2 separate regions of the Homo sapiens genome follow, and region 1 is linked to region 2. A link is a contact called in ENCODE Hi-C or POLR2A ChIA-PET data. All regions are on one chromosome and are shown on one strand. Each heading gives the region's core, a stretch centred on a gene start or an enhancer-like site at or near the end of the contact. The rest is flanking DNA. Distances are from core to core; before and after follow the strand shown.

Evidence for each region. Hi-C counts contacts between places; a loop is a spot of excess contacts on that map. ChIA-PET counts read pairs that join two places held with the same protein, here RNA polymerase II (POLR2A). Pooled maps may share reads with other maps.
Region 1: a loop to region 2 is called in a pooled map, with 6 times the contacts of the local background. The contact joins the promoter of XRCC5 here to the promoter of METTL21A in region 2. A Hi-C loop is called at or near these places in 4 of 50 pooled maps. POLR2A ChIA-PET finds 5 or more read pairs at or near these places in 2 of 52 experiments (activated B cell and activated naive CD4-positive, alpha-beta T cell).

Annotation. Positions count from the first base shown.
Region 1 is chr2:216,107,037-216,111,493 of GRCh38, reverse strand. XRCC5 (X-ray repair cross complementing 5) reads right to left here and starts at 2,146. Exons shown (of 21, transcript NM_021141.4): 1 at 2,037-2,146. The coding sequence starts at 2,057. RefSeq lists an enhancer at 1,801-2,422.
Region 2 is chr2:207,623,088-207,627,564 of GRCh38, reverse strand. METTL21A (methyltransferase 21A, HSPA lysine) reads left to right here and starts at 2,171. Exons shown (of 4, transcript NM_001127395.5): 1 at 2,171-2,503; 2 at 3,161-3,336. The coding sequence starts at 3,190. RefSeq lists enhancers at 298-1,000, 1,001-1,705 and a silencer at 1,976-2,575.

The DNA of each region.
Region 1 (4,457 bases), core at 897-3,396, 8.5 Mb before region 2:
GGAGTACAGTGGCATGATCATGGCTCACTACTGCCTCCATCTCCCGGGCTCAAGTGATCCCGCTACCTCAGCCTTCCAAATAGCTGGGACCACAGTTGCACCCCACCATGCCCAGCTAATTCTTAAATTTTTTTTGTAGAGTTGGGGTCTCACTGTGTTGCCCAGGCTGGTCTCAAACTCCTTGGCTTAAGCAATCCTCCCACCTCCGCCTCCCAAAGTGCTAGGATTACAGGTATAGGCCACCGTGTCTGGCCTCCCCCCAGATATTTGACAACTGTTGTATAAAAGGATTGGTCTGCCAAGAAAGACAACGGGATCAACAGATGGAAGTTACAGGGAGACTGATGCGACTCCATACGAGGGATAAAAAATAACATTTAGAAGTGATCAATAAAGAAACTACTCTTTTTTAAGTGATCTCTTGACCCTAGAAATGTTTTAAAAACCTGAATGAATTCCTATCAGGGAAGTTATAGATGATTTCTAAATGTGGTTATATCTCAGGCAACACATGAAAAGAAAAGATTATTTTTCACTAGTTTACAAACAACACAATGCACTAAGAGATTTCTGAAGTAAAATTAGATTATTTGAAAAAAAAAACGTGCTAATAAACCACAAAATTCCTTTGAGAACAGTAAAATGCACATCCCAGTTTCAATGCCTGGGGCATGATAACCTAAAAAAACTTAAGAGTCACAAAATATGCTGCTGCACTTATTTGATACACACCCACAAAAGCTACTTTTAAACCAGAAAACTCTAGAGGACTAAAGCACTTTTGTCATGAATTAGGTATCCAGTAAGTGCCATCAAAGGGTTTCAAATATGGAACTTATTGTCTGGAAGCAGAATGGTCTATATTTCTGAGTTCCTATCTGGCAGCAGTAAGAAAACTGAGAAAGAGAAACCGGGTAGCATAGCAACTCTTCATTTCTATACCGAAGCAATACAGGCTGTTAGAATTTTACTTCCAGTTCATCTGCAACAAACAGCTCCTCCACTAGAGCTACAAAGTTTTCAGCAGCTGAAAGAGGACGAAAAAAGGAGGTGAGTGGCATTATTAAAAGTTCATGATCGTTTTAATCAACATTTCTCAATGAGGAGTTGAGGGAACTAGGGATCAGTTGCTCAAACTCGTATCTTGTTTATCTGTATTGAATAAATTCATTAATCCCTGGAACCACATCTCCCTCTAGTGACCCTTCAGAGACAACTACCACTCTTTTATGTTGAAAAAAAAAAATCACTTTAAAATTCATTGTAATTTCTGTTACTGATCTGGGACACCAATGGTCATAGATTTCTAGCAACACAGGGGTTCTCCAGGGCCCTGAAACCAGACAGCTTGGATTCAAATCCGGATTTCACCAGGAAAAGCCCACAGTTCTTTATTCCTCGGTTTTCCCACTTGCAAAATGGGGATAAATAGTTTTCACTTCAAGGGGTTGTGAAGATTAAATGAGATAAGAATAAAAGGTTTAGATCCGTCCCTCACAGAGTGGGCTTTCAATAAATGCGGGATACTACGTTATTATAAAGCTAATAATACGACGCTTTACAGTTTAAGTTATTTTAGTCACAGATAGTCCCTCTCTTAAGTTTTACAACAAGCCCTGTGGGATAGTTGCTTTATCACAGCTAATTTTCATTCTCATAGAGATCTTAAGAACCCAGGCTCGGAAGTAATAGAGGAAGTGGGGCTAGGGAGTGGAATGGGATAAAGAGAGAGAGAGGGGAGGCGGGTGGGGAGGCAGGTGAGACAAAGAGCAGGTAGAGAGGGAGAAGAGGGATGGGATGGGTGGGTAATGGAAGAGGTGGAGTCAGCGAGGCTCAAATTCAGGTCTTGGAGCCCCAAATCTCCAGCTTTTCTCATAGCGCATCCCTCGGTCCCGGCCCTCCTGACTGAGCCCACCACCATGATCTTCTCTTGCCCCATTCTTTGTCTTGACCGCGATCCCACGATTCCTGCTTCCGAACCACCCTCTCCGGATCCCCAGTCCGGGTAAAGCCCAAGTCCATGGCTTTCTTTATACCTTATTCCCCGACCGCACCATGTTGCCGGTCCTCAGGCGCTTTGGTCGCTTCTTCCGGGCGGGAACCTGCCGTGTCGCAACTCGCTTCCGGTGGACAAGCGGCAGATAGCGGAAAGAGCCGCTTCGTTTCCTGCTAGGCCTGAAAGGGGCGGGGAAACCGTGCCCCGGAACTCTGAGCATGCGCAGATTCCCGCCGAGCTTGCGCAGATTCCCGCCGAGCTCGCGCAGATTCCGGCCGAGCATGCGCAGATTCTCTCCGAGCATGCGCAGATTCCCGCCGAGCATGCGCAGATTCCCGCCGAGCATGCGCACATTCTCTCCATTCCGCCGTAGTCGGGAGCGTGTGGTGTTTGAGCCGCCTGAAACGCTAGTACGACAGATTTACTTAAAGATTCACTTAATCACTTAAAGATTCACGTCCCTTTTCTCTCATTGAGAATAACACCTAAGGCATTTTGTGTCAGAGCTCTGGAGTTAGATTTCTTTTCTTTTTTTTACTTTTTTAAAAAATCTTTTTTCCTTTAATTTCATTTTTTCATTTATTTTTTATAACTTTTGATTTTTTTTTTTCTCATCACTTGTGGGTTTTTTTCTACTTTTTATTTTTGGTTATTGTGGAGTTAGATTTTCTTGAGTATGAGTATGAATGCAGAAAGTCACTTAACTTCTCTAAAAGACTCAGTTTCTTCTAAAAAGTGATAATGAAACACTTCACCGATGTGATAACCTTAGAGCCAACTGGGGAAGAAGAGTAGGACGTCCCCAGGAGCACAAAAGTAGAAGGGAGATTCTACTCTGCAGAGAAAATGGGATGCACAAACGCCTGGAGGCATGAGACTTTATCTGCTAAGGCTCTCCCAGTAGTTAGCAGTGGCTCCAGCTTGGAAGGGAGGAGTCAAGGTTTAATTTAGAAGACAAGTCTAGGGAGATATAGAAATAGCAGCTGTCATCACAGTGCTTTACTTGATCACGAGCCCTTTGTCCAGCCCGCATCCCCTACCCCTTTGAGGGAGGCAGGCCCAAGCAGTACCTTGCATAGAAATGACTGCTTTCTATACCATATGACCCCCAGCTGACAGGTGGCTGGACGAAGGGTCTGGCAACCTGCAAAGTGTCTGCAAACCTCTGCCCAAACTGAGAAAATCAAGTCCAATCAATATTCTCTCCTGCTTGAAAATTGTTTCTGGGAAAAGCAAGAATTGAAGCTGAAAAGATGTGGAGAATCTATGAGCCAAAATTATAAATACATTGAAGCCTCTAGAATGTAGAGTCAGACATATTCAGAGGTGCTCATAGAGCCCAGGAGGTTCTTCCAGCTTTTGATTCAAACTCAAGGAGTTACTTAAAAGCTGAAATATTATTTTTAATAATACTTTAAAGGAACAGCAGCGCCCTGGCCGCTCAGCTTTGCGCGGGCTGCAGCAGGCAGGCAGGCAGGCACGGACACTCGCCCTTCCCTGCGGGTAAGATTTCCAAGAGAAAGATCAGCTCGGCAGAAGGGGCGGGGAAGATCTGTGAGGTTGTCAGCTAAATCTCCTCCAGCAAAGGTGGAAACGAAGCCCAGCGGAGGCAGCAGGACAGCATAAATTTTCAGACAAAGAAGCAAACAAGGAAAAATGGGAGCAAAGGGCAAACAGGCCAAGTGGCTATCCGGGAAACAAAAGATTTATCTGTGGAAAGCGGAGAAACTGAAACAAGGAGAGTCCAGCCTCTGGTGAAGCAGGACAGAAAGAAGCCAAATCTGATTAGTATCACATACCATATCTTGTCAGTGGTCCTTGTCTCCCTTCTTGTACGATCCAGAGCTAGAGAGAGAGAGAAAAGGAAAGAAACAGACAGGGTGTCGCTCGGCCGAGGCTGGAGTCCAGTAGCACAATCATAGCTCTCTGCACCCTGGAACCCCTGGGCTCAAGCGATTCACTTACCTCAGCCTCCCAGGTAGCTGGGACCACAGGTGTGTGCCACCAAGCCCAGCTAATTTTTGTGGGGTTTCTGTGTGTGTGTGGAGGCGGGGTCTTCCTATGTTGCCCAGCCTGGTCTTGAACTCCTGGGATCAAGCGATCCTCCCGCTTCAGCCTCCCAAAGTGCTGGGATGACAGGTGTGAGCAACTGCACTTGGCCTCAGAGGAATATTTTTATCAACTATTTTGATAAGGAATATTTTTATCAACTATTTTTAAATGCAAGTTTTTTAGTAGCTGTAGAAACTTTTTTTTTTTTTTTTTTTTTTGAGACAGAGTTTCCCTCTTGTTGCCCAGGCTGGAGTGTAGTGGCGCGAATTCTGCTTACGGCAACCTCCGCCTGCCGGGTTCAAGCGATTCTCCTGCTTCAGCCTCCCAAGTAGCTGGGATTACAGGCATGTGCCACCACACCCAGCTAATTTTGTATTTTTAGTAGAGATGGGGTTTCTCCATCTTGGTC
Region 2 (4,477 bases), core at 922-3,421:
AGAGAAAATAAAGGCAAGAAAGGGAGGTCTTCGATAAAGGGAAAGCTGAGAGGCAGAAACACCAAGTGCAGGAGGTAAGAGAGAAAGGAAATACTAAGAGAGAAAGCGAGAGGACCAAAAAAGAAAACGAAAAAGGAGGTAAAAGTCCCTCACTGGTGGTCTTCCAAGTTCCCTGAGGTTACCCTCGAAGCCACAGGCCCCACCTTCCGATGGAAGATTAATCTGGAGGCCGGGGACGCCGCCTACAGGACGGAAGAGGCCAGGAGAGAGAGGTTCAGGCCCCCGCCAGGCTCCCACCGCGGGAAGCAGGCTCCCGGGGGCGGCCCCGGGAGCTCTTAAAAATATCAGCGCTTGCCGGGCGCGGTGGCTCATGCCTGTGATCCCAGCACTTTGCGAGGCCGAGGCGGGTGGATCACCTTTAGTCATGAGTTCGAGACCAGTCTGGCCAACGTGGTGAAACCCCCGTCTCTACTAAAAATACAAAAATTAGCCAGTCGTGGTGGTGGGCCCCTTAATCTAAGCTACTTGGAGGCTGAGGCAGGAGAATCCCTTGAACCTGGGAGGCGGAGGTTGCAGTGAGCCGAGATCATGCCATTGCACTCCACCCTGGGTGACAAGAGCGAAACTCTGAATAATAATAATAAAAAAAAAAAATCAGCGCTCGGGCGGTAGGGGTGGGGGAGGTGGCAGTGGTTCACACCTGTAATCCCGCATTTTGGGAGGCTGAGATGAGCGGATCACCGGAGATCAGGAGTTCAAGGCCAGCCTGGCCAACATGGTGAAGCCCCGTCTCTACTAAAAACACAAAAAAAGCCGGGTGTGGCGGCGGGCGCCTGTAATTCCAGCTACTTTGGAGGCTGAGGCAGGAGAACTGCTTGAACCCGGGAGGTGGAGGCTGCAGTGAGCCGAGATCGCGCCACTGCACTCCAGCCTGGCGACAGAGCAAGACTCCGTCTCAAACAAACAAACAAAATCCCACAAAAATTAGCTGGCGTGCTGGCGCAGGCCTGTAATCCTAGCTACACGGGAGAATGAGGCAGGAGAATCGCTTGAACCCGGAAGGCGGAGACTGCAGTGAGCCGAGTTCGCGCCCTTGCACTCCAGCCTGGGCGACAGAGAGAGACTCCGTCTCAAAACAAAAACAAAAACAAAAACAAAAGCAAAAAACCAAACAAAAAAATCAGCGCTCGGGCCCCCTCCCATGGCCAGCTCTTGGGGCGGGGGACTGGTAAGGGAGGTTTACCCCAGCTGGTTCTAACGTGCAGCCGCGCTGAGAGCGCAGCGGGCGGTGTGGGGCGAGGGGCCCCAGGAGGAAAAAGAAGCCTGCCCCGGGAGGATGCCGGTCCCCGCACGGTCCCACTCAATGGACCCACTCCAGCCGCGCGCTCTGCCAGGGCCTGCGGCCAGGGTACCAGGCCCTCGGCACCTTCCACGTCCAGCGTGGGTCCTCACGGGCAGGTGCGTCTTGGCATCGGGAGGAGGGAGACTGGGGCACTGGAGTCTGCAGCGCCGCCTGGGGCCGGGGCTGGAGCCGAGCGCACGCCCAGAGCTCCGCGCTTCCGACTGCAGCCAGAGCCCGCCGACCCCCGCCCCACTTTAAAAACTTGGACTCGGGCGCCACGTGTTCACTTCCCCCACTGTGCTTTAGTTGAAAAGGGTTTTGTGACTTTTCCACTCGATTGCCGCCAAGCGGGCTATTACGCCGCTTCTGACCCCACCGTGGAGACGCGGGGACTAGAGTGACCATGCCTTCTTCGGAGCGAGCTGTCTCCATCATCCGCTAACGCGCCACCTTTAAAAAACAGGCACAACGCGCAAGCGACAAAGTCAGAGGCAGAGAGCGGCGGAGCACATGATAGAAAAGGTCGAGAGGCACATTCAGCGCCAGGTGGGTGGCTTTTCTCTCCCGCTAGGAGAGCCCAGGGCACCCCATGCTCTCCCTGTGCACCCGCGGCAGTTCGGCACCCCGATCTCACTCTTGCTCCCGCCCCCACAGCGCCTCCCTCGGCGGCGGGGGAAACGGATTAAGTCGTCCGTGTACCCTGGGGACGCACGAGGGAAAGCCCCGGTCCCCCCTCCCGCAACGTCACTCCTCCACCGCGCCACGGCCCGGCCCCGCCCTCGCCGTGAGCTCCGGGGGCACCTGCCGGAGGCTGGGTGCCGGGAGACCGGAAATGCGTGGCTCCGGGCCGGGGCCGCCCGCCCCCGCGTCGCGGGCTCTTTAAGGCCGGCGGTTTTCGCAGCCAGCCCGGGGCGGGGAAAGCGGAGCGCGCGCTCCACGCGGGACCGCCTCCCGGGCCGTAAGTACCGGCGTGGCGGCGCCTCAGCCCGGCCTGGGCGAGCCCTGGGTGCTCCGCCGGGCAGCTCACGGCGCCCCGTATGGCCTGGGGATCCTAAGAGGCCCTGTGACCCCCCTCGCCTGGTCTCCCTCTCACCCCTGGAGGGTTGCCGCAGCTCCGGGGCCCCCGGGCAGGAAGGGCGCACTGGTCGTCCCGGGAGAGGGGTGAGTGGGGGGCAGCTATAGGGGGAGTTCGGGGAGGCCTCCGAGTCCCCGCTGTCCCCGCGAGCCGCTTGGAGGCCCCCAGTGTCGCTCACTTCCAGGGTCGGGGAGACGGAACTGCGGCGACCATGTATTTCTGGTTTATCAAACCGCTAACACCCAGTCTAAGGGCAGGTTCTGTCCCATTGTTATCACTATCGAAGCAGCCGATGGAGGAGGGGAGGTGGGTAGCGAAACCGTAGCGAAAGAACCCGGGCCGCCCGGCTGGCTGCAGCTGCAGTCCGGGCGCCCGGGTCTGGGTTGGAAGCGCTGCTTTCCGCGCTGCTCTGGGGCCCTGGGCGATCACCGCCGCTTCCGCCGCTTGTGTAGTTCTGAATTCACGGAGTGGTAGCAGTGCAGTGTATAGGGTATTCTGCGGAAGTTGGAATGTTCTGGGCTTTTTTTTTCTTCTTCCCCAAACACATCCGTTGACACAAATTCCGAGCCAAATCTCACTCAGATTCGGAAGAGCCATGCAAAAGAAATTGGACAAAGGCTTCCTCCACCTGTTTCTTTTTTTCTTTTGAACTTGTAAACGACCTTAAAAGCATTTGGAGTTAGTTAAGAACAGATAATGTATCTTTTGGCCAGAGCGTCACCCAGGATTCTTTTGCACGGCAGGTCTGAGCAGAGGGCGGGGTGCAGGCGGAATGGCCCTCGTGCCCTATGAGGAGACCACGGAATTTGGGTTGCAGAAATTCCACAAGCCTCTTGCAACTTTTTCCTTTGCAAACCACACGATCCAGATCCGGCAGGACTGGAGACACCTGGGAGTCGCAGCGGTGGTTTGGGATGCGGTAAGTAAGCCCTGGGGGACCTCTGAAAACGTTCACACTTGCAAGACTGGCTTTTATTTTTTATTTTTTTTAGAACAGCTTTATTGAGATATAATTCACATAGCATACACTTTACCTATTTAAAGTGCACAATTCAGTGCGGTTTTAAAAATACAGTATATTCACAGAGTAGTGCAACTATTACCGCTTCAATTTTAAAAGTTTTACTATCACTGCCACTCTCAAACCCGTATCCCTTAGTCACTCCTCTTGTCCCTCCACATAGATTACATTTTAAAGGTGTAAATGAAAGCTGAGGAAAGTTAATGACTTGTCGGAGAGGATAGGAAGGAAAGCCCCCAACTGCTTTGGACACGAGTTAGTCTTTTTTTCTTTTGAGACATAGTCTCGTTCTGTTGCCCAGGCTGGAGTGCAGTGGTGCGATCCTGGCTCAATGCAGCCTCCGCTTCCTGGGTTCAAGTGATTCTCCCACCTCAGCCTCTGGAGTAACTGGGGCTACAGGTGCACGCCACCACACCTGGTTAATTTTTGTATTTTTTGGTAGAGATGGGGTTTCGACATGTTGGCCAGGCTGATCTGGAACTCCTGACCTCAAGTGATCCACCTGCCTCAGCCTCCCAAAGTGCTGGGATTACAGGCGTGAGCCACAGCGCCCAGCCGAGTTAGTCTCTTTATTTCACAGAGTATTGTAAAGTGGCAGAGCCCAAAATGGAGATTATGTGTTTTCTTTAAGTTTTCCATAGTTGTAATTGTTAAAAAATTGTAACTGCTTTTTAACTTCTTCCTCTCCCTGCCCTGTTCTGACTTGAGCCCTCAGCATCTAGCCCCACACCTAGGACTCAGTGGGAACTCAATTAATGTTGAATGCATGATTGGCATAAATACAGTTTGACAGTTTTAACATTGTTAGGGATGTTAAACACGTAGGAATAAAAATCTCAATATATTCTAATGTAGTAATACCACTTCTAGGAATCCAGTCCAGGTAACTACATGGAAGTTACTCTGGTAATAATAAAGATATAGGCCTGGTGTGGTGGCTCACACCTGTAATCCCAGCAGTTTGGGAGGCCGAGGTGGGCAGATCACTTGAAGTCAAGAGTTCGAAACCAGCCTAGCCAACATGGCGAAACTCCATCTC